Regions from separate parts of the Mus musculus genome. Here all the other regions are linked to region 3. A link is a loop called in an ENCODE intact Hi-C map of the cell type or tissue named here. Cell type or tissue: heart. All regions are shown on one strand. Links, peaks and the distances in the headings refer to the core of each region. The heading gives the core; the rest is flanking DNA. Region 1 overlaps Myrip (myosin VIIA and Rab interacting protein). Region 2 overlaps Trak1 (trafficking protein, kinesin binding 1). Region 3 holds the start of Rpl14 (ribosomal protein L14). Region 4 has its middle 12 kb from the start of Trak1. Region 5 overlaps Eif1b (eukaryotic translation initiation factor 1B). Region 6 overlaps Trak1 (trafficking protein, kinesin binding 1).

The links. Hi-C counts contacts between places; a loop is a spot of excess contacts. Peaks named below come from ENCODE experiments on the same cell type or tissue, not always from the same donor. Only the 100,000 strongest peaks of a DNase experiment are listed, where the experiment ranks them.
Region 1: a loop joins it to region 3, with 3 times the contacts of the local background. A loop is called at or near these places in 12 of 42 quality-filtered maps.
Region 2: a loop joins it to region 3, with 3 times the contacts of the local background. A loop is called at or near these places in 8 of 42 quality-filtered maps.
Region 4: it touches region 3 in a loop (4-fold over the local background); 2 of 42 quality-filtered maps call a loop at or near these places.
Region 5: it touches region 3 in a loop (3-fold over the local background); 38 of 42 quality-filtered maps call a loop at or near these places.
Region 6: it touches region 3 in a loop (2.1-fold over the local background); 2 of 42 quality-filtered maps call a loop at or near these places.

What each region holds. Positions count from the first base shown.
Region 1 is chr9:120,429,599-120,434,526 of GRCm38, reverse strand. Myrip (myosin VIIA and Rab interacting protein) reads right to left here. Exons shown (of 17, transcript NM_144557.5): 10 at 1,549-2,174. Among named protein-coding and RNA genes, the nearest start is that of D830035M03Rik, 61 kb to the left of the region's middle. In heart, for the core only: no CTCF peak of the experiment used is centred there; no DNase peak of the experiment used is centred there.
Region 2 is chr9:121,372,487-121,376,486 of GRCm38, reverse strand. All of the region lies in intron 1 of Trak1 (trafficking protein, kinesin binding 1), which reads right to left. Among named protein-coding and RNA genes, the nearest start is that of Trak1, 7.5 kb to the right of the region's middle. In heart, for the core only: a CTCF peak has its summit at 1,714 (motif pointing right); DNase peaks (open chromatin) are centred at 1,756, 2,797 and 3,334; H3K4me3 peaks cover 103 bases; H3K27ac peaks cover 1,589 bases.
Region 3 is chr9:120,567,722-120,572,649 of GRCm38, reverse strand. It overlaps Entpd3 (ectonucleoside triphosphate diphosphohydrolase 3), which reads right to left. Exons shown (of 11, transcript NM_178676.5): 11 at 4,323-4,928. Rpl14 (ribosomal protein L14) reads right to left here and starts at 1,133. Exons shown (of 6, transcript NM_025974.2): 1 at 1,109-1,133; 2 at 453-554. The coding sequence starts at 1,111. In heart, for the core only: a CTCF peak has its summit at 2,459 (motif pointing right); a DNase peak (open chromatin) is centred at 1,179; H3K4me3 peaks cover 1,920 bases; H3K27ac peaks cover 2,810 bases.
Region 4 is chr9:121,352,526-121,357,453 of GRCm38, reverse strand. It overlaps a transcript of Trak1 not described here. Among named protein-coding and RNA genes, the nearest start is that of Trak1, 12 kb to the left of the region's middle. In heart, for the core only: CTCF peaks have their summits at 1,490 and 2,464 (motif pointing right); DNase peaks (open chromatin) are centred at 711, 1,493 and 2,453; H3K27ac peaks cover 1,221 bases.
Region 5 is chr9:120,494,913-120,499,773 of GRCm38, reverse strand. It overlaps Eif1b (eukaryotic translation initiation factor 1B), which reads right to left. Exons shown (of 4, transcript NM_026892.3): 4 at 4,447-4,861. The coding sequence ends at 4,817. Among named protein-coding and RNA genes, the nearest start is that of Eif1b, 4.7 kb to the right of the region's middle. In heart, for the core only: a CTCF peak has its summit at 2,901 (motif pointing right); a DNase peak (open chromatin) is centred at 2,883.
Region 6 is chr9:121,456,914-121,460,913 of GRCm38, reverse strand. Trak1 (trafficking protein, kinesin binding 1) reads right to left here. Exons shown (of 16, transcript NM_175114.3): 14 at 337-555. Among named protein-coding and RNA genes, the nearest start is that of Gm51661, 4.0 kb to the right of the region's middle. In heart, for the core only: a CTCF peak has its summit at 2,241 (motif pointing left); a DNase peak (open chromatin) is centred at 3,583; H3K27ac peaks cover 584 bases.

The sequences.
Region 1 (4,928 bases), core at 457-4,456, 140 kb after region 3:
AGAAGCAAGTGTTCTTAACTGCTGAGACATCTCTTCAGCCACGTCTGTCTTCTGGGATGGGGATGTGTGTGGTTTCTTATTAGGTGGTTTAGGCTAGACCAGAACTCGCTATGTAGTCCAGGTTAGCCTCTGATACATTATCCTATGCCTCTGGAGTACTGGAATCAGTGACATGTGCTACCTTGCCTGGCAGTAAACGCCACTGGGATGCTTTAATATCTGTATATTATAGTTTTGTATGTATATTATGACACAATATTTATACAAATATAAATATTTAATATTTGTATATTATAGTATGTCACTTGCTTTGTCTTATGTTTATTTATATTTTTTCTGAAGTAACAGTTTAAATATGAAATTTTTATTTCATTTCAACCTGGGGTGTCTTATTTTCAGGAGGAGGCAGAAGTGAGAACTGCCCTATGAAAGGAAACTGAAGATCTGAACACCCGGACAGCGTAGCAGCATCGCCACCTAGTGGCGATGAGAGGGTACTGCTACTTGCTCAAGTCCTTCCAGAGGAGGAAAGGAGGGTAAAGGGCGCCTTCTGGCTGGCCTCTGGCTCCTCCCTACCTGGTGTTGTCATGGTCACCAGGCCAGACCATTGCTTTTATTTTGTCAACTTGACACAGGCTAGAGTCATCTGGGAAGAGCAAATCTCACTTGAGAAAATCCCTCTCTAGATTGCCCTGTGGACAAGGCTATGGTGCATCGTTTGGGTAAATGATTGATGTGGGAGGGCCCGGCTCACTGTGCCACTCCGGGGTCAGTGGTCCTAGGTTGTATGAGAAAGCAGGGTGAGCAAGCCATGAGGAGCAAGCCAGGGATGGCCTCTGCATCAGCTCCTGCCTCCAGGTTCCTTCCATCTGAGCTCCCCGGGCTATGGCTTTCCTCACTGACAACGCACGACCTGAGAGTTGAAAGCAGACACAAATCGTCCTTAGAGATGGTTGTGTGTGTGAAGGTATATGTGTGTGTGATGAAAATATAGATACCAGAGATTAACCTCAGATGCTGTTCCTCAGGTGGCATCCACCTTTTTTTTACTGGCCTGGGGCTCACTGAATAGGTAAGGCTGGCCATGTGGTGACTGTGAGGAGTCTGTCTCTGTCCCTGTCTCTGTCTTCCCAGCACTGGAATAGCAAGTGTGTGCCACCATGCTTGGCTTTTTCTGTAGGCGGTGACTGAACTCGGGTCTTCAAGCTCACACAGTGAACCCTTTTCCAACCGAGCCCTCTTTCGAGCCCTGCCTCCCCCGCCCCCGCTCTCTCCCGTGTTCCTTTTCTCTGCATTCTGTCCACCACGAACTGAAGAAGCCCCCTACCACCTGTGCCTGCCGTTGATGTTCTGGTCAAGCTCAAGAGACACAGCACCCACATGGAAGCCTCCAGAGAGGCGAGCCCAAGTGACAACTCAGGGTGCGCTTGGCCGCAAGACCAATAGAATCTTAGACAGCAGAGCCCAAACCCAGGCTCTCTTGGGTACTATGCGCAGAGAAGGGTCATCCTACTTTCAAAATATCTGTGTGCTTGCGGGTTTCTTTACCTGAGCCGTGTGCAGTGCCCGTGGATGGGCACCAGGTGAAGGCAGACCCCTGTTTGACTCCTCGGGGCCCACTCGTGCCCTTCTCCACCTCCTGGCCCGGCGCTCTGCAGTGCGGAGGGTCTCCTCTGGATCGCTACTGTCGGAAGTCTCTCCACCGGCTGCCTGAGGGTTGAAATTGACGTCCAGTTCTCCCTGGAGGGGCATCTTCTCCACTGCGGGGTTCTTGGGGGCCTTCCTCTGCAGCCAGGACAGCTTAGCCCGGCAGCCAGCTTCCCGAGATGAGCTGGTGGAAGATGTCTCTGAATCCGAGCACATGGCCTCAGGGTTTGAGGGAGAGGTGGCTAAGGGACCTTGGCCAGAACTCTGGGCCTGTGTAGGCTGAGGCTGGGGTTGCTTGAGCCTGCTCTGGGACGGTGGGCACAGCTTACTCAAGGCTTCGCTGTAATCAAAGTCTTCCTCACTGTCGGAACCGATCTCATCATAGGCAGACGTCACACTGGACGCCACCTCCAGGGCCTGAAAGGTCCCACTCTTCGGTTTGGTCAGCAGGCGGGTTGGGGGCTGTCTACTACCGTCCTTCAAGGTCATCCAGTTCCCATCGGGGCTCTGCAAAAGTGGGGCCAGGTCTGTGGGGTAGAGGTGAGAAAGACACCAGAAGGGTCCATTATTACTGTAGGAGCGAGTTGGGGGGGGTAACACGTCATCTCCTACAAGGTTCCTGCGAGATTGTGGGGCGACCACCTTAGGGAGACCAGGAGTGTACACCCAACTCTCATGTTAAGAGTACCCAGCTATACACGGGTATCATCAATATCAATGTCTCCCATCCAAGGCTCAAGGGACATCATGGAAGAGGGGACAGGGAAGCTGCAAGAGATGGAGGATGGGGCGGAGAGCTGTTAATGACAGCTGACTTCTGGGCGTGGCACGGCTGTTGCCCACATCAGCTTACAGTGGCCATGGCTCCCTGCCTGACCCTGTCACAGTATCAAGTCTGTGAAATTTCCAGTGCAGATGGGAGAGGGGCTCATGGGGTCCCACCCCTAGTAGGGAGCTATTGGCAGTTGACGGTGGCTGAGCGAGACAGAGTCACTGTCTTTGGAGCTGTGGAGCCTGGCAGGTTGCTGACACTCTAGTAGGTAACTGAACTCAGGATGATGACAATGACGATGATGACGACAATGATGGTCTGACATGAAATTGGAGAAAAATGGGTTGAGAGGCACAGGGGGTGGATAGAATCAAAATACATGCGTGAAAAATTTAAAGAGTAAAAATATTATTGAAACAAAGAATCCTCAAGGATCCCTGGGGGCCTCGCAGAGGGAGTGAGACTGGAGGCACAGCCCCTTTCCCGCCTCCTGAGAGAGCTGCCCCATACTGTTCTAAGGCTGGCGGAAGGGGAGGGAGAGCTACAGCAGCCATCTGTTTATACCTTAGGTCCTCAGTTTCCCCTCACCGATGAGGGATAATTCTACCTCCTTCCTATCCTTCCCCAAGGACTTTCATGGATGTTATTCCTATAGCCCTGTGAGATGGGCATAGAAGTCTGTTATTTATGTAACCCAGGGTGCACACTTGTTCTGGACTTGAAGCTGTACTTAATGGGCAGCTTGTGGCTCTCTCTCTCTCTCTCTCTCATGCATGAATCCTCTCTCCAACTCCAAGACCACTAGAAAGCGAAATGCAAGGAAGGCTGGAGGCCCTCTGAGCTGGTTCCTCTTGACTGGATTCAAGTCACCCAGGATGACTGAGGGCTGGGCCAGGGCTTTACCCACAAGCAGGGGGCATCAGGAATGCTCACTGCCTGTATACACTGCAGTCCCTATCCCCTATCCCCTCAGGCACAGTTTCTGGACCAAGGGCCTACAGGTCTACAGCTTTGTCCAAGACTTTGAGACAGGAGCCTGCTCCACACTTCATAAGTGATACAGGCCTGCTGCTGCTCCATGGAATGCTGGTCTCCACAGAGTGTTGTCCTTGCCTGCTCCTTACCGAACTCCAGCCTGGAGGATTGCAGGTACTGGTGGAACGTGGGTTTGAAATCCTACTGTGATCCGTCATGGCAGAACACTGAGTTCTCTTTCTTTGGAGAGACAGCAACTAGGGCTTTCTTACACCATAAGGACATTAGATATCCCCCATAGGAAAATGTGAATGGGGGTCTCCTGGGAACCCTAGCCCTGGTGCCTGGCGCTCATTCCACCACTCCTTACTCTAGAGTTCATTTCTGCCACACCCTCTGCTGAAGCCCACTAACTCCTTAGACCTCTCACCTCCAAGCTTTTCTCCCTAGGATCTGTGCTCACATCTGACCCTCCTGGCTGGCTCTCCATCATCTGCCTTATGCTCTGGCTGACCATGCACATGGCTCTGCAGCCTCTGGATGACAGGGCGAGGCAGGACCCAGATCCCAACAACCTGTTTCTCTAAGAACCAAAGTAGCTTCCTCTGCCCTGGGGACAGGTTTCACGGTGGAGAGAAGAGCGGTCTCAAGGCCTGGGTATGAAGCCTGGAAGCCATGCGGCAGTACACGATTCTCAGATCCCCACTCCGCTCAGTGGTGAAAAAGAGCAGTTAACACCTCCCTGAGATGTCATGAGGATGACAGCAGGAAGTGCTTATACGGGGTGGTTCCATGCTTTTCCAGAGCAGATAAGTAAGTGTGTAAGTATGTATGAGTGTGTATGTCTATGTGTTATATGCACATATATGTGTACATGTGTGCATGTGAGTGTGTGCATGTGTATGTACATATGTGTATATGCATGCATGTGTGCACATATGTGTGCATGTGAGTATACATGTGTGCATGTTCATGTACATATGTGTGTGTATGCATGTGTGTACATGTATGTGAATGTGCGTGTGTGTGTGTGTGTGCATATGTGTGTGCATGTAAGTGTGAGTGTGTGTATATGTGAGTTGTGTATGTCCATGTTTGTGTGTGCATGTGAGTATATGTGTGTATGTATGTGTGTACTCGTGCTTGTGTGTGTATATGTGTGTGCCCTGTAGTTGATGTCAGGATCCTAAGTCACTCTTCCTTTTATTCTTTGAAGCAGGGTCTCTCAGCCACTGATATGCTAGTCTCACTAGCCAGTCTGTTCTGGGGACTCCAACTCTACCTCCCGAGGCTGGAATTACAGGCAGCTGCCATGTCCACTTGGCATTTATCAGAGCTCGGGGGATCTGAACTCTGGTCTTTAGGTTTGTACAGCAAGTGCTCTAACCACTGAGAAATCTCCCAGCCATCCAGCTTAGTTTTCAAGACAGGATCTCCCACTGAAGCTGGGTCTCATGGATTCAGCTCAGCTGGCTGATCAGAAACCCCAGGGTTCCTCCTGTCACCTTAAATGAGTATTTATTATTTTTGTTAC
Region 2 (4,000 bases), core at 1-4,000, 800 kb before region 3:
TGGGGACATTCTGAGACTGTCTCCATCCAGGAACCCCACAGTCACCTCAGACACAAAGGGTCTGTTGTGCTCTGTGCCTCAGCTTCTGAAGGCTAGGTCCTTTCTGGCACCTCAGATTACAGAGGCCGCATCCCTTGGCTGTCTTTCGCCTCATAAAATATGTGCTTCCAGATTCCAGAACTCTCCCACGCTATGCCCAGAATACAAGGTGCCAGCCAGAGTCCAGCATGGCCAGAGTCCAGCATGGCCTCCAGCTACAAATGACCTCTACCTTTTACCCATCATGCTTTGCAAGCACCATTACATTCTTGCACAGGTGTGAAAGATGAAGAAACCCTGCTATAGAAAGTTCACGTCACGATTTGACTCCTGGTGGAGGTGGCCTGATGGACATCATTGTCTAAAAGCCCTGGAGCCTGGCACAAGAACTTCTCAGCCACCCATTTCCACCTCCACAGCGAAGCATGACCATGAGGCTTACATTCGGACACCACCACAGAAGTGACGGTCCATCGGTACAGACTAGCTGGTCAGGGATGGCCTGAGCTTTTGGACCTTCCTAGGAATGCGGTAACATTAAAGGTGGTGGCCATAGTGAAAATGGTAAAACCAAAGGAGAGGAGGAGCCTGGGGCCCTAAGGAATCAGGGTCTTACCAGCTCTTTCGGCAAAGCCTCTTTCTGAGCGTGTGTGTGTGTGTGTGTGTGTGTGTGTGTGTGTGTGCACATGTATGTGAGTGTGTGTGTGTGTGTGTGTGTGTGTGTGTGCACGCATGCGCATGTACATGTGTGCACATGGCTATAGGGGCTGTGTGTGTGCATACGCGTGCACATGTGTGCACACGGCTATGGAGGCTAGAGGTCCCACCTTGGGTGTCTTTCTCGTTTGTTCCCCTTGTTTTCTGAGAGAGTCTCTCCCCTTTTCTTGGCTCCCACAGGTTAGGCTCAGCTGGCTGCCAGCAATCCCTGGAGGTCTGCTTGTCTCTGTCCTAAGTGCTAGGATTACAGGCAGAGAATAACACCCCTGGATTTTTTTTTTAAATGTGATTCCAGGTCTTCATCCTTGCTCAGGCATCTCCCGGCCCTCAAGTTCTTTAATTCAGAGAAAAATTAGTGGTATCAGGTGAAGCTGTTGTCCAAAACAGACAAACTTCATCTTTTCCTTATAGCTGTTAAGTGACTAGATGTGAACTGATGTTTCCCTAGCCCAGAACAAATTAGGACAAGCATTTGTGAGTCACTTTGCTGACCCCAGCCTCTTCTTGGGCTTCACAGGGATAATGTGGGGCTTAAGGTCAAGTTTACCATTTGCAAATCACGTACGTTCTGTGCAGAATCATTCAGACCTGATACCCGTGGCATGGCTCCAAGCATGTCAGAAAGCTTGGGCAGGGCAGGGACAGGACATAGCTCAGTTGGCAGTGCAGCCTAACATGCTGGAAGCCCTGGGCTCAATCCCCAGCACCGCAAACAGAGTGCAGCACCAATAGATAAGGTCTGTCCCAGGGAACGCAGGCAAGGAACATGAGATTAACTTGACTCTGGTCACACCCTCCACTACAAGGCCAATTTCCAGGATAGTCTCCAGTGCTCAGAATGGCCAGGGAGCAAAGCCAAGAAGAGGTGAATAAAGAAGGTTTCCCACAATCTACACAGCTACAATAACAGACCCCTCTGGGAGATGGAAACACAGGGTGTGGGGGAATAGGGCAGCTGCTGTAGTGCTCTATATGTCCACTAGGTGGTGGTACAACACCACACTCCCAGCCTCACGGGTCCTCCTGCCAATCACAGGCCTAGGAAGGACATGAGCCCAGAAACTTCCAAGACTGCTACATGGCATGCATGCTCTTGTTCTTCTACGTGCACGAACACCGAAGAGCAAAAAAAAAAAAAACTGCCTGCTGTCAGGCTCCTCTCAGATCTCACTCTGCCCCGTGCCCTCCTTCCACAGCTTGTCATTAGGCCATTGCGCTCTTGGTTCTCCTGTTTCTCTTCCTCTTTGGCCTTCTGTCTTCTTGATCCTCTCTTCCTCCCTCCAGCCCCACACCCACTCCCATGCCCAAGTCCAATCTGCTGGCCATGTTCACTACTTTCTCCCCTGTTCTAGACTCTTCCAGATGCCTACAGCTCTACTCTCCCTCATATCCACAATAAAAACCTCCTCAGCCATCCCTTGGAGGGCCTGTGTCCTCAGTTTATAAGCTAACAGCTGTTAAAGTCGCGCTGAGCCGTGAGATTCAAACCAGAACAGATGCACACAAGGGGGAACAGCCCTGGCATTAGCTGCCTTTCAGGCTCATGTTCCTGGGAGGGGTTGCAGGAAGGGTCCTACCCATGGGGCCTGTCCTTGTCCTTAGAATGGACCCTGGACTGAGGTGGCTCACTTTAAGTGCACAAAGCCCTGAGCTCCTTCCCCAGAACTCCAAAGAGCCTTAGAAATAAAGCCTACCTCCCTCCCTCTGGGAGCTTAGTCTGTCTTGGGCTTTTATAGAAACACCTGGGTCCGTCCAGCTGGGACTGAGCCTGGAGGTGAGAGTTAGGGTGTGGGTCTGGGTGGCTCCCTTAGGATCTGCATTCCTCGGGCATCTCAGGTCCACTGGCCCACTGAAGAAGGTCTTACTTGCTAGAGACTCAAACCATCTCATAGACCCAGATCCCAGACTCCCCATGACTACCCATCCCCGTCCAATTCCTCTACCTATGCACAAGTACAGGTGGTGTGTTCTACCAAGTCCAGCCACTCGTGCAGGCAGTGGCCACCACACACTCCCTACCTCCCAGTTCCTGGTTCTCCTCAGCTGCAGTGGGAATCACACATGGCCTCTGCCAGCCACACAATGACCAGTCCTGAAATCTGGACCTTCATGCCCTTGTCTCCAGCCTCCCCTCTGTTTCTCCCAGGATTCCACATCCAGACCAAGGGTCAGACAGCCTGCTCAGCCTCAGTTTGCAATGGGTCCTGGGGTCGAATTCACCCTAAGGTATCCGCAGAGCTCTCACTGGGCGAAAACCAAAAGTCTGTGGAAAACCGGTTTTAATTTGTTTCCCCAGCTGCTGTGATAGAACTCTGACCAAAGGCGGCTTGCAGGAGGGGAGGCTTTGCATGGCTTCAGTCCATGGTGCAGGCATGGTGCAGGCGCGGCACTGGCCATCACAAAGGGAACTGACAGCGGGAACCTGGAGGCGGGAGATGAAACAGAGGCTGCGGGGGGGGCACTGCTCCTGGCTCGCTGGCCACGGCTTGTTCAGATTGCTTTCTTTTCTCTTCTGTTTTTAGTTTATGTGTAGGGTTCTACGCCCACAGAGGACAGAAGTGGGTGTCAGATACCCTAGAACTGGAGTTTGAGACCACTGTTCGCTGCCATGTGTGGTGCTTGGAGTTGAACCCACATCCTCTAGAAGAGCAGATAAACCCACAGTTTGCTTTCTTACACAATCCAGAATCACCTGTCCAGGGGCGACACCACAGTCATGGGCTAGGCCCTCCCTCTGCAATCATTAATCATGCAAATGCCCACAGAGTTGTCCACAGGAAAATCTGATGGAGTCTCAACTCTTCTCCCCACATGACTCCAGTTTGTGTCAAATTGACAATAATAACAACAACAATAATAATAGTAACAACAACAACAAACAGAACTGAGAGCAGTTCTCAGTGAATGAACTCAAGTGTCCCCAGACTTCCTTGAAAATGGGGCTGAGTCCTGGGATGCTGTGGCCTGCACTCATTTTTCTAAAGGAGACCGAGGAGGAGGAGGAAGAGGAGGAGGAGGAGGAGGAGGAGGAGATGGGGTAGATGGAAGGAGGAGGGGAGGAGGAGGAGGAACAGAGACAGGAAGGAGGGGAGGGAAGGGGGAGCTTGGGGGTGGTGGGGAAGAGCAGGGAGAGAGAAGAGCTGGAAACAGGAGCTGCCCAGGGTCCCTCTGTAAACAGTGCGGGGGGGGGGGGGGGGGGGGCCGGCTGCTGCCACTCTCAGGGTGATAGCTCACAGCCCTGCCA
Region 3 (4,928 bases), core at 368-4,367:
GCACGTTTGTGAACCCAGTATCCTAAAAGCCTCCACTGTGGTATTTTCAGACAAGGTCAAGCAGCCCAGGCTAGTGGCAAACTCCTGCTTCTCCTACCTTATCCTCCCAGAGCCTGAGGTAGCAGGAGCCACATCTATCTTTAGAATCCAGGGACTCTAGCAAGCACTCTACCAACAGAGCCGCACCTCCAGCTCACTGAAGTCTTCTCAGTTACCTCATTTAAACTCACCTGCATTTGCCTGCCTCGTTTACCCGGTGAATTAGTGCTGTAAGATGAGCTAACTCTACCCAGTGCTTCAAACTCCGTGGCCAGTGTTTCCTCAATGGTAAACCTGTAATCTAAAGAACTCCACCCAAGGACCACTCTAGCTACCCTGAGTAACATCTACGGTGCTGTCGATCTTACGGCCACGTTAAATAAAGATTGTAAAATACTCCGTCCCACACGTACCCTGTTCTGATCAATGACATCTACAATTGCGACCAGCTTTCCAGCATGGGGCCCGAAGGAAATGTAGGCCACCCGGCCAACCTCCACGTAACGCCTGAACACCTAAAACAGGAAAAGAAACAAGGGTTGGCTTTAAATATTCCAAGTCCGCTGCTTACCGGCAACACAGGGCTCGGGGCCGCCCTGGGAGACGAGTTTGAACTTAGTAGCCAGCATTTTTTAACTTCAAGTATCCCGTGGCCACTTTCCCAGCACACGAGCTCCCTGGATCCGCTCTTACCCATGTTTGATACTCCTTTAGTTCTCATACAATTAATTCATCGTTCAATCCACTGAACCACTCCCCGGTTCGCTTTTTCCGGAGAAAAAGAACTGAAGGGAGCTCATGAGGAGCCAGGCCGCCGGGCAGGTCCGAGGCCGCAGCAGCGCCGCCATCCCCGGACCTCAGGCCCAGCCACTCCCGCCACTGCGCACGCGTGGCCCCGGTAGTGCGGTCCACGCGAGCCGCGCTCCCTGCGGGCTGGGTTCCACGCCCCGCTGCCTCCCCACGCGCTGGCCGGGTCGCGCAGAGCCACTCCACGCCGGGGCTCCCCCGCCCGGGGCAGAAGACGGGCGTCGCGACGGCCGCACTCGGAGCTCTCGGCACACACACTCACCATGTTGGCGGCGCTCAGCGAGAAGAGAGAGGGCCCGCCCTGCCGTGCGCATGTGTCGGCAGAAGCCCCGCCCCCGACGTCCAGCGTGCCCACCGATTGGTCGACGGGGAAACGTGCGTGCTTTTACGCATGCTCACTGGGTTATGACATGGCGGTTCCGGCTCTCTATGGACTGCTTCTCCTCAGACACGTGCAGTGAGCTTGGCGTTGTAATTTCTCCTTTCTATTTTGTTTGGGTTTGGGATTTTGGGGACAAGGCCTTTTAGTGTAGGCCTTCCACACTGTATAATCCAAGCAGGCTCGCTCGCAGCAATGCTCCTGCCTCAGTCTCCCAAATGTTGGCATGACAGGGCGGTCACTCCTGAGAACTTTAGGGATAGGAAGGACTCATAGGATGAACTGTCTGTCCCCAGCCCACTTCCCTTTTCTTCTGTATACACAGGATATAATTAAGACACAGCCGAGGGTGCTGGCGCTCGCCCTTAATCCCAGCCCTCGGGAGGCAGAGGCGGAAGCAAATCTGGATTTAAGGCCGCTTCCCCTACCAAGGAGACATACTGAGACATTGTCTTAAAAGTCCAAAGACACAGGGCTGGAGAGATGACTCAGCTGTTAAGAGCACTGACTGCGCTTCCAGAGGTCCTGAGTTCAAATCCCAACAATCATATGGTGGCTCACAACCATCTGTAGTGAGATCTGACGCCCTCTTCTGGGGTGTCTGAAGACAGCTACAGTGTACTTACATATAATAAATAGGCCGGGGGGTGGGGGGAGGCGGGCGGGGGAAAGGGAATATATTTCACAGATATGCCTCTTATGGAGGCATTCCTCCAAGTGGGGCTCCCTCCTCCCAGAGGACCCTAGCTGTGTCAAGTAAACAAGAGCAAAGGAGCACACTGGGTGCCTTCCTCAGTCACTCTTCTTCCGGTCTTTATGAGACAGCCTCTCACTGAACCCAGAGTTTGCCAGTTCAGATAGGCATGCTGGTCACTGAGCCCCAGGGGCACACTTGTCTCTACCTCCCCAGGATGACCACTGCAGGCCATCGATCCTAACTCTTCCTAACTCTTCATGTGTGTGATGGGGATCCAAATTCAGGCCTTTACAACATTAAGCACTTTACATACTCTTTTATGTGTGTGGAGGAATAGTCCCCTTGGAGGCCATTAAAGCTAGAGCTATGAATGAGCTGGAAACAGAACTCAAGAAAGCATTCAACTGCTAGTCATCTCTGTGGCTCTGAACGAACCCCATTTCAGACATTTTATTTTATTTTATTTTATTTTATTTTATTTTATTTTATGTGTATGGGTGTTTGTGAGCACCAAGCGCAAACAAACTTAGTACCTGCAGAGGCCAGGAGAGGGCATCACATCCTCTGGAACAGGAGTTAACAGAAGATTATGAGCTGCCAGCCTCTCTCAATAAATTCCTCATCCTAACGAGTCTGCTTTTGCTGAAGAGTGAAGCGGTACTGAGTGAGGAATCCCAAGGAAAAGCTCTCAGTCAGGACAGATGCCGAGAGCTCAGTGAAAAGATGTTCCAGACAAGAGGGACGGAGAATCCTTGCCACCTGCAACTCATGCACTCGGCCGGCGGGTCCTGGAGAGCTCGGTCCTGGAAAGCTTCACTGCCGGGAGCTTGGGGGATGAGACAGGAACCAACCAGCAGTGGACTCGGGAGTGTGGCAGAGCAGGGAAGAGTTTTCCTGGGGCACGTGGGAACCAGGATTCAAACCCCAAACTACCAAAATGAATACACTTAAAGTCAATCACAGTGGTTCAGGGAAAGAAAAAAGTTCACCTGTTGTTCTTAAACATGCAGCTCTTATATTTCCTTGATTTTTTTTATTATTAGGTCATTTTTTTTTTTTTTTTTGGAAAGGAAGCCTTAGATGAAACCTCAAATTCACAAGTAAAAATATTGCATATAAGCCATGTGCAGTGGTGCATGGCTATAATCCCAGCACGCAGCAGGCTTGGGTAGAAAGTGCCAAGAGCTTGAGATTAGCCTGGCATACATAGTAAGCACCAGCCGGGCCACATGGCAAAACTTTCTCAAATGAAAACAAAGTATGGAGCCGGGCGTGGTGGCACACGCCTTTAATCCCAGCACTCAGGAGGCAGAGGCAGGCAGATCTCTGAGTTCGAGGCCAGCCTGGTCTACAGAGTGTGTTCCAAGACAGCCCGGGCTACACAGAGAAACCCTGTCTCATAAAACAAAAAAAAAAAGAAAAGAAAACAAGTAGGGGAAGTGGCCTACTTGGTAAGGAGCTTGCCATGAGAACCTAGTTCAACTCCTGGAGCCCACATTAGGAAAAAGAAAGAAAGACAGCTAGGTGTGGTAGAATTATCTTGTAATCCCAGAGCTGGGGGTGGGGAGTGAGACAGGCCTGATTGGGCAGCACTGCAGTGAGCTGACTCAGCTCCTCCCTGGGCCCCTCTCTGGCGTTGAGATATTGGTTAGATTAACCTCTTATCTCTTTCCCTCTGTGAAATGGCATTTAAGAGTTTCCTCTGTATGCTGGGTGTTGTGGAACACACTTGCAGTCCCACCACTGTACCAGTGCTTTCAGGTCTGAGCTGGAGATTAGGTGTGAACGTGTGAAAAACACTACCTCAGTGTGAGCTGTAGTGGAGAGCCAGGGGTCTTGTCTGGGGTGCTCTGTGTGTGTGTGTGTGAGTGTGTAGTACTAGAGTATGTGTGAGACAGTATGTGTGTATGTGTGTGTGTGAGACTGTGTGTGTCTTCATGGTAGACACTTGGGGTATGGTGTAGGGTCTGGGTATCCGTAGGAGGAGCACAGCCATAAGGGCCATTAGAGTTGGGATAGCTGGGACAGTGTATGGATATGGGGAAGTGTGGCTTTCCCAGTGTGTAGACCCAGCAGGGTTGAGATACCTGTGGTATACATAAGACAGGAGGGACCCAGCTGATGGAGGGTTATCTGACAGAGCTTTCTCACAGGGGTGACAAACACAGACGTGTCAAAGGAGACATGGCCTTGGCAAGAGAGGCACACAGCTGGTTTTCTAATGACTACAGCCTTCCAACTAGCACCTTGTTATTCAGCCATGATCTTCAGCATGCACTCTTTTTAAAGGAAACAAACAATGTTCTGGTTTTATTCAATGCTTGTTTGTTTTTAAGTGAAAAAGCTGTGGGTGGGGCTTCTAGGAGCTAGAGATTGGCATGTAAAATTAAGATACTTGACTTTGTTTTTAAAGATTTATTTTACTTCTATTTAAAATCTATTCCATAACTTTTATGTCTATGGGCATTTTGCTTGCATGTCTGGCTGTGTAGCACATGCATTCAGTGCTGGAGAAGGCTAGAAGAGCCACAAGCTGTTTTGAGCTGCCATACTTATGCGGGGAACTGAACCCAGATCCCATAGAAGAGCAGCCAGTACTCTTAGCCAGTGATCCATCTTTCCAACCCCTATTTTTATTTCTGACTTATGCATCTTGGTGAGTTTTTGCAAGACCTTCTCTCAAAACCAAAACAAAGGCTGGGGCGATGGCCAGTCAGTCAGTAAGAAACATGCAAGGCTGAATTCATGACCCAGAACTCATGTCAGTCAATAAATAAATAAAACATGGAATCCCAGCCCGGAGGAGGCAGAGACAAAGCTATACAGTGAGAATCTTTCTTCCTTTTAAAAATACCACCTTGTGTCCTTAGGAGAAAGGGCATCATATTTAAGTTAACAAATACACGCTGCAAAATAAAAATAAGAATTTATTCCATATGGAGCCAGCAAACAGCCATGAGACACAGCATTGATTTGTAGCTTGTAGCTACTGAACTTGAAGACCTT
Region 4 (4,928 bases), core at 413-4,412, 780 kb before region 3:
GCTGTTGTGACTTCTTATGACTGTTGTGAGGGTCCCTGGGTCCCTTGAAGGAACAAAGGAGGACAGCAGAGGTCAGGTGGACACTGTTACAGGTTCTGCTAGGAGGACTTCAGGACAGCCTTGCACAGGGACAGACAGCCACGCGCAGCAGCTGTCCTGAGTGCCTTGCCCCACCCTTACACCAGAGATTCCAGGCTCTGGCTGGCCTGGAATCCATAATCCCCTTGTCTCAGCCCTCCGAGTGCTGAGGTGGCAGGCCTACACCACCACACCAGGCTCAATGCCATTTATTTATCTCCTGTGAAGGGACAGGAAAGGTCTCTTGCTGAACTTAGAGCTCATCATTGCAGCTAGACTGGGTAGCCAGAGACTGCCAGGAATCCATCTGTGGCTGGCTCTCACATGGGCTCTGTGAATCTGAACTCAGGGCCTCATGACAATCAGAGAACACTACTGGGCTCCCCAGCACCTCGAAGCAGTTATTTTTAAATTATGCATGTGTGTGTACATGGTTTTGTGTAGAAACACATGTGTGCATACATGTGGAGGTCAGGGGTCAATTCTGGGTGTCGTCCTGAGAAATGCCACCTGCCTCCTTGACATGGAGTCTCTTTCACCGACTTGGAGCTTGTGGTGCGGCTGGCTGGCCGCCCCACTGTCTACTGTCTCCGTCTCCCTGGGTTGGGACTGGAATACCATGCCACCATATATACCCAGCTTTTGTACCTGGTTTCTGGTGATCAAACTCTGGTCCTCAAGTGTGTATGGCATGCACTTTGCTGGCTGGGTCACCTCCCCAGCCCTTAGTGCCACCTTAAAGCCATGCCTTCTTCTAGCTCTGGAGAGCCTACCTCCCCCAATAATAACACAACCAACATCACTTAAAGAAAGTTCTGGGCTGAAGAGATGGCTCAATGGTTAAGAGCGCTGACTGCTCTGCCAGAGGTCCTGAGTTCAATTCCCACAACCACATGGTGGCTCACAACCATCTGTAATGAGATCCAATGCCCTCTTCTGGTGTGTCTGAAGAGAGCTGCAGTATACTAATATAAATAAAAAACAAACAAACAAACAAACAAACAAACAAATAAATAAAAAGAAAGTTCCCCAAACTCAAGAATAACAAAGGAATGACTGTGGCCCAATCCAACCCAGGCCAGACCCCTTTAGATCCTTCTGTAGCAAAGAAGCAATGTCCCCAACACACACGGTGACACCGGACAGGCCCGCAAAGTAAGGAAGGCTGATCCACTGATGCATCAAGGTTTCATGAATGAGAGGCGCTGTCACATGACCAACCCCCATGTCCAAGAATAATTCTGTTGCAGCTGAGAGGCAGCCCAGCCTCGACTCTGTCTCCTAGAATTAGGGAGAAAATGAGACCAGACCCAGAGCAGCTCAGCCTTACGTAACAGTCCCAACCCTCTTTTAGCTGTAGCAGCAGATTTTTTAAAGCACCATAAATAGCTCCCTCTCCTGCAGGGAGGCCATCCAGCCACAGAGCCTGAGGCAGCCAGCTTCTCCTCTTTCTTCTGCAGTGGAACCTTCACAAGCCTTCCAACACCTAGCAAGGTTAGTGAGGCAAGCGTGCCTGGCCCAGGACAGACATGTGTCACTGACCCCTAGAAGCTAGGCAGGAGATTCAAACTTTGGCCATTGACCGCCAAGAGTCAGCACTCACAGACTGGCACAGGCAGCAGAGACTACATTCGGGGACCCCACAGAGGGGCTTCTCTTGCAAGGTGGCACTGTGGGGGACAAGAGTAGCCGTCAGACATTTAATCCTGCCAATCGAGGGGCACAAGGCCAGCCTGGCAGGCAGCAGGAGGGAGGAGGTTTACAAGGCCCAGCAAAGTGATACTATGCCAGGCCCAACTGCAAGCTGCGTACAGAAAGCCACATCCTAAACCCTTCACATCCCAGGATTGGAGGAGGAACCTGGAGGCTGGCCAGAGCTGGGAGGGAGATGGCAAGAATGACTACCTCGTCCACAGATCCCTGCAAAGTGCTCATGGAATTCCTGAGATGCTAGGCTGGAAAGCCCTTACCTTGAAAACAAAAGTTCTGCCCAAGAAGGGCTCAGGGACCTGGGCTGCGGAATACTGCAGTCTACCTAGTAGGAATCATTTTTTGGAAGGGACACTGCATCCCTGGGGAGGATGCAGGCCAAGATCTACGGGAGGCTGGCATGGCAGGGAGGGGGTGTCACATCGGCCCTCTGAATATGGGCCTAAAGTTAATCATCAACCACACCCAGTGGCTACTTAGCCTCAAGTCCCAGGACAAAAGAATCAACTCCAAAGGGTGGACACCTAGGATCATGGGGTGGGGCTAGGAGAGGGTAGGAGCAGATGTCCATGGTGCAGCCTTTAATGTACTCAAACTATCAACAACAACAACAACACAAGGGCCCTACCAACAAAAAAGGGCATACAGGCTGCATGCATCATGTCATGACTGGGTTCTGCCAGGTGGGGGCACTGCCAACCCTAATTAATTCACAGCAGCCAGAGGATGGCAAGCCCATTCATTCTCTTCCCATTGGCTGTAGGGGGAAAAACTGAGGTTTGAAGTCATAAGTTCTATAGCCCAGGGAGGGCAAGAGGGTTCGGCAGATAAAGGAGCTTGCTGCCAAGCCTGAAGACCTGAGTTCAATCCCTTGAACCCATATGGTAGAAGGAGAGAAGAGATTCCTCCAAGTTGTCCTGAGTGTACTACACACAAAGACACACACATGCGCACCAGCACATGTGTACTACAAAAGTGTGCATGTGTGCTTAGTAAATTTTTTTAAAATCACTAATAAAACCATAGCCTGAGGTGTATCCAGGAAACGTCAAGTATCTCATTCCTCCTTACAGTGTGTGTAGGATCTTAGCTTTTCAGAACATGCTGGGACAACAAAAAGAACCACTGTACGAGGAAAACAGCTTTCTCAAGTGAGCACGTGCAAGGAAATTATGATCTTCTCACACCCAAAAGCTAAAGGCAAACAGTATAAAACGTTGCTAAAGCTGATTCAACGACAGAAGTTACCAGGAAAAATTATATAGGCTGGCAAGACGGCTCAGCTCACAGAGGACCTGTGGCAGAGCCTCATGGCCTGGGACTATATTGGAGAAGAGAAGCAAGTCCCACGAGTTGGTCTATGAGCTCCACACATGTCACATGCTCTGCATGCTCCCTCCACACATAGATGCACACACAAGAAAATAAATAAATAAGCAAGCAGGCTTTAGGTTACCGGGAAAATGGCAATGATAATCAGAACCGTCACCCTGGCATCTTTCCATTCCTAACTGACCTGTGCTGCTCACTTCAGTGATGTTCAGGAACTTAGATCAAAGCAATCCCAAAGGGATAGAGAGAGAGTTCCATCAGTTAAGAGCACTGGCTGCTCTTCCAGAGAACCTGGGTGTGATAGTTTGTATAAGTTCAGTCCAGGGAGTGGTACTATTAGAAGGTGTATCCCCATTGGAGTAGGTGTGGCCTTTTTTGTTGGAGTAGGTGTGTCACTGTGGGTGTGGACTTTAAGACCCTCATTTAAACTGCCTGGAAGACAGTATTCTGCTAGCAGCCTTCAGATGAAGATGTAGAACTCTCAGCTCCTCCTACTCCATGCCTGCCTGGATGCTGTCATGTTCCCACCTTGATGATAATGGACTGAACCTCTGAACCTGTAAGCCAGCCCCAATTAAACATTGTCCAAAGAGTAGCCTTGGTCATGATGTCTGTTCACAGCAGTAAAACCCTAACTAAGACAAAGGTGACTGCCTGTAACTCCAGTCTCAGTGAAGAGACCCTCTTCTGATCTCCAAGGCCATCACATGCACACATGCATATGCACACATGCACACACACAATATACAAACACACATACATACATACATACATACATACAAACAAAGCACTCATATACATAAAATAAGTCTTACAAAATTTAAAAGTAATTCCACAGCTAGTTGTTCTCTAAGGAAAAGCAGAAGTTCGTTCTAAGACCTAACTTTCCTCGAAGCACATATGAAGACAGAGAAACCTGTTATCTATTACAGATGTCAATTAAATAAGACACAGTCGGGCCACACAACACAACTTGTCCCCCTCATTCCTGTGCCTTACGATAGCAACACAGAGAAACTGGGTCACCAAGAACAGATGTCAAACACGGGCTCAGTGTGAAATCACAGCTCACAACCCATTGCAGGGCATGGTGTGTCTATCTGCATTAGAAGATGCAGAACTTCGCCACACGCACCACCAGGTCAGAGCCTCTCTCAACCCTCATCTGAGATGCTTCTATCTGCAGCAGGCAGGGATTAACACAGGGACACAACTACCCAGAGAATAAGAGACTGTTGAGAGCTCAGCCCTAAGAGAACACATATATGGCACACATACCCCAGTATCCAAGGCGTAGGGTCGCTGGGGAGCTGGAAGAATGTGCCAGCCAAAAGCAGTGTGGCTACAAGTCAGTCTCCGGATACGGCATGCAAATGGACTTGTGAGCTCACGGCAGTGGAAGAAACATGTACAAACCTACACAAGTCCAAGCCGGACAACATCCCAGCACGGAGAGGGGAGTCGGGCACATGATCCCACCCCTTAGCCACAGAGCTATTAGCAACTGCTAGCTGCTGGGAGTTGGGGGGGATAGGTTTCTCTAATTGTTTCGCTCTTGTTAAGTTGACTATGTGCCCAATGGAAGACCACACACCTCAGCTGGTTGGGTAGCACAAAGTAATCTTGAAGGTTTTTATAAAAAAAGCATCAAGTTGGGTGGGCTAGGAAGGGTCACTGTGATCACAACAGGCTGCATGAAAATCTCAAAGAACTAACACTTAGTAAAACCTAAATGGTGTAACTCACCATCTGCCAGGCAGAGTTACATCACCACTATCCCCGCCCACAGAGCCCCACGCGGCGGCCTC
Region 5 (4,861 bases), core at 862-4,861, 73 kb after region 3:
CTCATTCTATATGGTTATGAGCCACCATGTGGTTGCTGGTATTTGAAGTCAGGACCTCTGGAAGAGCAGTCAGTGCTCTTAACAGCTGAGCCATCTCTCCAGCCCATCCCCTGCTTTGTCCCCAGGTGAAAACTCCCCCTCAGTCCCCATCCTCTCCAAGGAACAGGCTCAGCAGAGGCTCAGTCCATCTGGAAGTTAATTCAGCAACACGTCTCCTCCGGGGAACGATGCAAGCAGCTGACCTGCAGTTAGCAGCCATTCGGGTCAGTGTGGTGTTTTCTTTTTAAATATTTAAAATGTTTTATGTGTTTTACATGCATGTATGTGTGTGTACCACGTGCGTGCCTGATGCCCTCAGATACTGGAGGGGGGCACCAGATTCCTCTACTCAAGGCCATTTTGGTCATGAGCCACCACGGCCAAGATGCAGCTGCAGTTTCTGTGGTCACCTTATCTGACTCTTGTCTATGGTTCCCCATGGAGTCCCTGAGGGGCCATCATCACTGCTAATGGATGAAGAAACCTAGCTGTGGGGGGCAACCTGCTATTGTTCACAGTCAGGATCCACAGTACCGGGAATTACCAAGGGCTGAGCAGGGCTCAAGCATCTCCTGGCTAGAGGACCAACTGTGCCAGAGGGGAAAATATCTTTTGACACTGCCTTTCTGACACAGGTGGAGCTGTTGTCATGACGATTGTTTGTCAAATGGCCTGGATCCTGCCCTAACTTGCTACATGGCCTGCCTCTTAGAAGAGAATGTTTTGGCTTTGTTTTGTTTTGTTTTGTTTTTCTCACTGCAAAGTAATTGCATCAGAAATCAGAAGGATAGTCTTCAGTGGGATGAAACAGTGGTGTGAACAATGGTTTCTGTCCTGTACATGAATCTTTATTGAAAACAGTCCTACCTGGGCATTCTATGTGGCCGTCTTCCATGGCTGAGCTAAGCACTTGGAACATAGATCGCACAGCCTTGGCACCTCAAATATTTAATGGGGAGAGCCCCCGTAGAAGCACAGGCAAAGATGAGATGCTGAGGCGTGGTGACCAGAAGAACACGGGGGTGAGGAGGATATAGTTAAAACCCAGAGGCAGATGAAGTAGGAGGAAAAGGTGTCAGCACTGACTTCTCAGGCTTGAGGGCACAGGTGGCACAATGCCATCTACGTATGTGAGGCAGGCTGGAAGACACTCACTCAGTCATGTCCATCTTCTGGTTTTGATTTTTGCGTACATGTGTTCATGTGTTAGTTGTGCATGCATGTGTGCGGGGGGCCAGAGGTTGAGGGCAGGCATCTTGCTCAGTTGCTCTTCATCTTATATTCACTGAGGCAGGGTCCTCCCTTGAATGCAAAAATGGCCAGTCTGGGTAGCCAAGTTTGCTCCACGGATCTTTTGTCTCTGCCTCCTGAGTGCTGGGATTACAGGTGGGCCAACACTCCTACCCACCGTCTACGTGGGTGCTAGGGATTTGAACTCTGGTCCTGGTGTTGTGTAGCAAGCATTTTACCCCCACTGAGCCATCTCTGCAGCTCAAGCATGCCAGTTTTGAAGTTCCAGTGACATGTGCAAATTGACGTCCAGTGGGATAGCATTGGAAAGGGATGTGACACCAGGTGAGGTTTGCATCTCTTGTGTATGAAAAATGTCCCTGTTCTTGTGTGGTGAGATGGAGAAATGATAGAGGGGATTGCTTGGAGGGCGGGGGATGGCTCATAGGACATACATAGGGTCTTGTCTTGGTGAAAACAAGGTGCCATCCCGGTAAGCAGGGCAGAGAGCACACATAGCATTGTGTGGAGCGAGGCTGAGTGGGGAAGTGACTTTCAAGTATTTCAGAGATGTCTCTATGTCTTCAAGACACAACAGAGAACAAGGGCTGGGGGGAGAAGGTGAAGGAAGCGCTTCTCTCTGGGTGCCTTTAGCTCCTCTGGATGAGTATTCAGTAGTGAGAGGGGACAGAGTCAGGGTTGCCTTCGCACAGTCTCCCCTGTGCTGGGCTAGCCTTGCACTCACTATGTACCAGAGGATAGCCTTGAACTTCTCTTCCCACCTCTTGTCAGTTTATGTGTATTTGTTAAGAGGCAAACCCAGGCCCTTGTGCATGCTAGGCAGGAACTCAAGGGGGTGGGATGACGGTTGAGGGAGAATGAGTGTTTGCGAGGGGTAACTGCGGAGCTCTGCTGGCCTTCATGTGGAGAAGGATGGAATCTGATGCCCGTGGAACTGGGCAAGACTCGGCTGTGAGTGCTGACATCAACTGCTTTCCTTACAATGCAAGACAAGAGGGAGCCGGAGGGCCAGGGCCTGGTAAACTACAGCTGCCCAAAGGGCCTGTTGTCAGGGTTACTACTATAGTAAAAGAACACCTCTCAAGATTCTCCAGGGGATACCTGAACCAGGGACCGCCTCGTACGGCACTGCTGGATCCAGAGAAACCAACACCTGGAGCGTCATTTCCAGGAAGTGGAAGAGCCTGATTCTCCGAGGGTTCCCGAATGAATGAGTCTTCCTCTGTACACACACACACACACACACACACACACTCCCCAGCCATACACTGGGAGTGCTGTTATAGACTGTCCAGGCTGTATGTACTCACTACTGACAATGCAGAAGCCTCAGGTTTTTTCTGGCTTATTCACTCACGAGAGGACATAAGCAAATATCTCTGTTGACACAGAACTAACTTCCTGGTGGCATGTGCTGTGGCTGTGTACAGTCCGAGGATAAGGCTGTATAAACACTACCAGTTCTCCCAAGTGACAGAAAGTTAAGACTGCTTTCATGGACAGTAAAAGGGACGGGCTGAGATCAGTGTGGATAACTGCCCACAGGGCTGATTGTAAGGTGATTGTTTGTGTTGGCCAGGAGCCATGGTTTTCTAGGTGTCCACAAGAGGGCGCTAATAGACCACTGCTAGCCTTAATCTGCCTCAGTTTAAATGCATTTCCCCCCTGGTACCCAACCTTTCCATTTTGACACTCTTGGTCTACCAAGTGGGCTGCTAGAGACTCAAACTGTTCTTCCTGTTGTAAATAAACTATCCCTAGCCTCTAGCAAGTCTATGGCTCTCATCTGTTCAGACTCCATCCTGGTGACCAAGGATGGAGGGCCCTTTTCAGACTTCGAGGGATACTGTTTTCATCCTGCTCCCCAAAGCATCAGTCATGACTAACATGGACTAACAATTCTGTCTCCACTCCTTAGACCACGTGTCTTGCCCAAAGGGCTTCAAGAATGGCTTTCAGGTAAGAAGTATGTTTAACAGTAAACTGGAGGTAAAAAGGCCAGCTTTCTTCTGGAGCATTCTAGAGACCCTTCCAAGCTCTCTAGGGTAACTGGGCTACCCTGTACTCTAACCTGTGAGCACTTAAAGACTCCCCAAGAACTTAAACCTTTTTGCGAGTTGACAGCTGTGATCCCTTGTTGAGATAGGGTTTCCAGTATCCCCTGCTGGCCTTCAACTCCTCCATTCTGTTTCTGCTTCTCTAGTGCTAGGATTACAGGCTTGTACCACCACCACACCCAGGTCTGTAACTGCTTCTTGCATGAAGTTTGTAGGTTACTCTCTAGTTAGGGGCGGCAGCGATCAGGATGTCAGCCAGACAGGTGAGCCACCCACTCCTGTTGAGTAGAACTCACCAATCTGATCCTCATAGTCTTGTCATCCCGTGGTGCCTGGGATCTAGAACATCCAAGGACAGCTTGGCAACCCCCCCACCGCCCCCTCTGGTGCCAACCCGACTCCATACTGCTTCCTTGGAGGAACATGTGGAGCCTCCCTTGCATGGCCTCTGCCCTACTCTGTATGCCCACTATCCTGATGGATAAGAGTGATTCTTATCACAAGCCTTGTCCAGTCAGTTCTCTTGCTGAACTTTTAACACGCTGCCACTGAAGACTGCCCTTCACTCATACAGATGCTATGCAGACATCTCGCTTGATGAACAGATGTGCTGGGGTGACCTACTGCTTGACTTCTGGGCTGTAGCCACTCCTTCCTCTAGCTGCAGGATAGCTGGTGACCCAGGAGCTGCACTGCCACCGTGGCTGGGGTGGAACTGTTCCTTTACTGTGATGGACACTACCCCCTCAGGAGAACAGCTTGTCACTAGTCCTTCAGTAGGCAGGGCAGGCTGCTCTGGTGGCCTCCAGAATGCCAGGCTGACAGGCAGAGGAGCCCGTCTACTCCAGACTGTGCTGGGCAGAAGCACCTGGCACTCAACTCCAGGAGTGCTAACCTAAAGCCTTCCACTCTGAAGACACACAGCATCACCCACACCTGCAGGGCACTGCCTCTGGCTAAATGCATTTTGATACACTGAGGGTGACAAACAGCTCTCTCTACCTGTTGTTCTGAAGCTGATGAACCTAGAGGTTTCAGGGAAGAGACAGTTCATGTTCCTAATGTTTCAGCAAAGAAAACAAAGTGCATTGCTGGCTTAGGTCAGCGCTCATAAAGGATGCACACTTTCTTTTTATTGTTAAGCCGCAACATACATGGTTTAATACAACAACAAAAACATTTAACAGTCAAGTGAAAATAAAACTAACAACAAACACTCACAACAAAACCTTTTCCATTGGAAACATGTTAGGACGGACTCGGGCTTCGTTCCCATCTCACCGCGATTTCCTTATGACTCAGGAGCCTACATACCCCGTGTTTTCTGTAGCCATGCAGGTGTGAGTGGAAGTCTGAATGATTAAATAAACGCAAAGTCTGTCGTTTACTGTAAAGAATCATCTCCCGAGGCAGCCAAACTGAGTTAGAGAACAAAACCATTTAAGAAACTCGCCACGCTTGGGTTCATCTTAGAACCCGTGAACCTTCAGCTGCTCCTCCTTGACGATGCCAAC
Region 6 (4,000 bases), core at 1-4,000, 890 kb before region 3:
CACAAGGGGAGGATCTGGTCTCTGTTTTCAAAACAGAGCCTGACAACGGGAAAGCTTTTTCCTGTCATCCACACAGACGAGCAGAAGCTACGGACACAGAGTTACTACGGGTGGTGCCAGGAACAGAGACGAGCAAGGCCCAGAGCTCTGCCTCCGGTAAAGGTGTCAGGTTTACAGGACTAATCGAGGCGCCCTCACCAGACCCCTCCTCCTCCTCCTCCTCCTCCTCCAGGCCCGCTTGTGCTGGCGGCTGGTGCATCTCCTCTGGGGAAGCCTGAGGCTGGCTGGAGTAACTTCTGCTGCCTGAGACAGTCACACGTGCTCGAGACCTCTCACCTGAGGTCTCCGGGTGCTGAATTGGCGTGGAGGTAGCTAGGCCCGCCAGAGAAATGTGGTCACCTGTGTCATCTTCCTCAAAGTCGTTAAGGCAGTACACTTCATCCAGGTCAACATCCAAAGTCCGGAAGCCCTTGGTGACCACACCAGGACGGGGGTCCAGGATGCCCCCAAGATGAGGCTGGGCCAATTGCTGCCAGTGGTGAAGCGTGGCTGAACCTTGTGGGGGAAAGAGAGTGGATACCAAGAGAAGGGAGAGTTAGCATGGCAGCTAGAGCAAATGTTTCCCACCCTCAGAGCTCAATGTGAATACCTGAGCTTGCACAGGACTGTGGGAGGGACTGAGGTCACCCGAGCTTGCAAAGGATTGTGGGAGGGGCTGGGGTCACCTGAGCTTGCACAGGACTAAGGGAGGGACTGAGGTCACCTGAGCTTGCACAGGACTATGGGAGGGATTGAGGTCACCCGAGCTTGCAAAGGATTGTGGGAGGGACTGGGGTTACCTGAGCTTGCATAGGACTATGGGAGGGACTGGGGTCACCTGAGCTTGCACAGGACTGACTGTGGGAAGGACTGGGGTAGAACTGGCTTGACCTAACTGGACAACAGTGTGTCCCTGTCACACCAGGAGGGAGTGGCACTGTAAAGAACCAATACTTTCAAAAGTAAAATTACACTATATATTGTGTGCCAATGATGTCTGGTAACAAAGTATTTTAAACCACCAGGTGCTAACACCCAAACTTAACACATTATCACTTTGCTGACAGAAGAGGGTGAAATGGTGAGCAAGGGCCACAGGAAACTTGTGAAGCCATCAGGAGAACAACCGGGGATCAGAAAGACACCCGGATGCTCTGGTACAAGTCTGCTGCCGACCATACCAGACTCACCTGCAAACGGAAGCTAAGGAAGGAGAATGGAGGAGCCACCAGGTGAGGCAGGGAGGACGTAAGGTAAATAAGTCACAGAAGCCTAGAGCAGAGGTGCCATCTCCAGGGTGACACCAAACCCTAGGACTCAGGTGTCAGCCAGAGGGTTTGTAATAACACCGGAGTGTGTCCCTGATGACCTCATGTGTCCCAGGTGCTCTACCAAGAAAGGTGTCACAAGGCCAGGAGTGTCTGCGAGCCTGGATGTGGAGGAGCCAAGCGGCATCTCATGAGTGTGCTGTGGTGCTCCATGCTTCTGCCCAGCCTCTGGGCACCTGACACACCATGCAGGATGCCACGTCTGGCAGAAGGCCCAGAAGGCTGGGACCCGAAGCCCTCTTCTACAGACAAAAGTTTAGACACTCAAATGTACATGGCCAGAAATAAACAGGCCTCATGCTGCAGACAGAGAAGCCCTCAGAGACAGGAGACTGCCTGCACCATGGCTCACAGCATCCAGGACTACTTTCTAGCTGAGTAAAAACTCCTTAACAGGGAGTGGGGGAGGGGGAGGGGTGGAGTGGAAGCTGCTTGCCGCCAGTGCCTTGTACCTTGAGAGGAGAGACAGAAAGGTGGTTGGGGTGGGTGAGGGGCAGCCCCGGCTGGACACCGGGTAAGGGGTGACATGGAGGTCTTAGAAGGATTCTGAAAACGGACTACTTCAATTCTGCTTAAAATTAAAGAGAAAAACTAAACACACTGAAAACCCCAACACCCTCAGCCCTTCACGGGCCACACCAGGTTTAAGGACACACGTTATATCCTCCTTGATAGACTTGGGCCTAATGAATGGGGTAAAAAATACTTTCTACAAACAAAAGGAAAAAGAAAAACAACAAAACAAAACAACAAAGAGGTTGTTAAAAATGGAATCCACCCTATAAAGATTTTATAACGAGTCCTCAACTTGGGACAAAGCACAGGTATTTTTGTGACCATGATTGTGGGAGAAGACTAGGCTGCTAGCGCCACCCAGTGGCCGAGCTGAACATCCCAGCGATGCTCTGAGGCCCCACAGGCTCAGGCACTGACCATAGAGGGAAATGCACGAACTGGTGGGGCATGCAGGCATCTGTGGGATCCTGAGCTCCCAGATGCCACACACAACTGTTTCCTAAGGCTAGCTCACGTCGGACACGGCAGTATGGTGTGCCTTGACAGAGGACAGGAGGGACAGGCAGGAACACTTTTAGTCTGTACTCTACATTCTTTTGTTTTCTAAGCCAGGGTTTCTCTGTGTAGCCCTGGCTGCCCTGGAACTTACTCTGTATTCAAGGATGGCCTCGAACTTAGAGATCTGCCTGCCTCTGTCTCCTAGTGTTGGTATAAGCCACATTCTAACTTTGTGCTGTCTGCAGGGGTACTTACGGTGTGCCTCTGCACACATACATTGTAAGGATTTCTTTGACCTGGTTGCAATCCAAATGAGACTTGGGGAGGAATTCAAGACATGGTAGTCATAGTAGACCCCCACAGAGAGACCACGCAGGAAGACTATCAGCAGCAACAGGACAACGTAGCAGCACCGTGAAACTCAGAGACAGGCTAACTCTCTGACTGGAGGGGCAAGGCTAAACTATGGGATGACTGGCTGCCTCTGCTTCCTCTCCCTGGATAACTTTCTGGCCAGGGATGATGGAAGGCAGATCTCTGGTGGGCTAACCCTTTGTCTTCTCCACTAACTGAAGACAGCCTGAAGACTCCACCCCTGCCTCTGTTTACTGGTGTGTGAAATCATGGTGGCACATGCTCCATATTCCAATAAAAACTCGCTGTGCTCTACACATAAGCACTACTATGCACTCCTCAAACTTCCTCATAGGGAGTGTCACTCACTGCACAAATGGGAATGGAAGGTTCCTGACGCTAAGTGACTGGGGTCAGATCATGAGTGCTTCAGGCAAGTGGGCTCAGTGGCAGCAGGGGCTGGCCACCAGGTATATACATGGTGCCAGTGACCCACAGCAGAACTTCCAGGTGGATGTCCAGGGCCTAGCAGGAGGGCCAGACACTCATGCACTGAGGGAACCTCTGTCACCTCTGACAGTCCCCATCACAATGTCCATGTGCTTTCTCACGGAAGGTCACGGGGAGAGCCTGGCAGAAGCCATTATCAAGGACAACCTGGATGTCCGTATGTCAGGACACCGTTTTACCATCACTCAGCACTGAGTGTGGGCCTCACCACACGCCTGACTCCTTTAGTTTCGGGATCACCCTGTTGTCTCTCCTCCTCACAGACAAAAACACTGAGTGTGGGAGAGAGACACCAGAGGCTGCGTTAGAGCAAGCAGCCACCTCTGGCATCTGTCCCCGGAAGCTCTCAGCAGAAGAGAATGCCTTCCCCTGGCTGAGCGTCAGGGATCCAGCAATAGCAAGCCCAGGCAACGGCTCTGCCCATGGGACAGGTGTTTTCAATCCCTCAGACCCGAAAGCTGCCTCAACCTTAGCTCTGATGTTTGGTTTGTCAACAGTGGACCTCAAGAACACTTCCCCCTGGCTGGGTAGGAGGCTCCAGGTATTCAAGAAGCCTAGCACTGAGCAGAAGCCCCCACCATGACACTCCCATACCCCAAGCCCTTACCTAGGAATTCCACCCAGCTCCAGGCTGGCTGCCTGAAATCCTCTCCTTGATATGGAGAGCAAAGGTGAAAGTGACTGTGAAGCAGGCCAGAGCACAAGGGCCTCACCCTGTCCTTTCTTTCTGTGTCACTCCCCATCCCAGCCTCGTT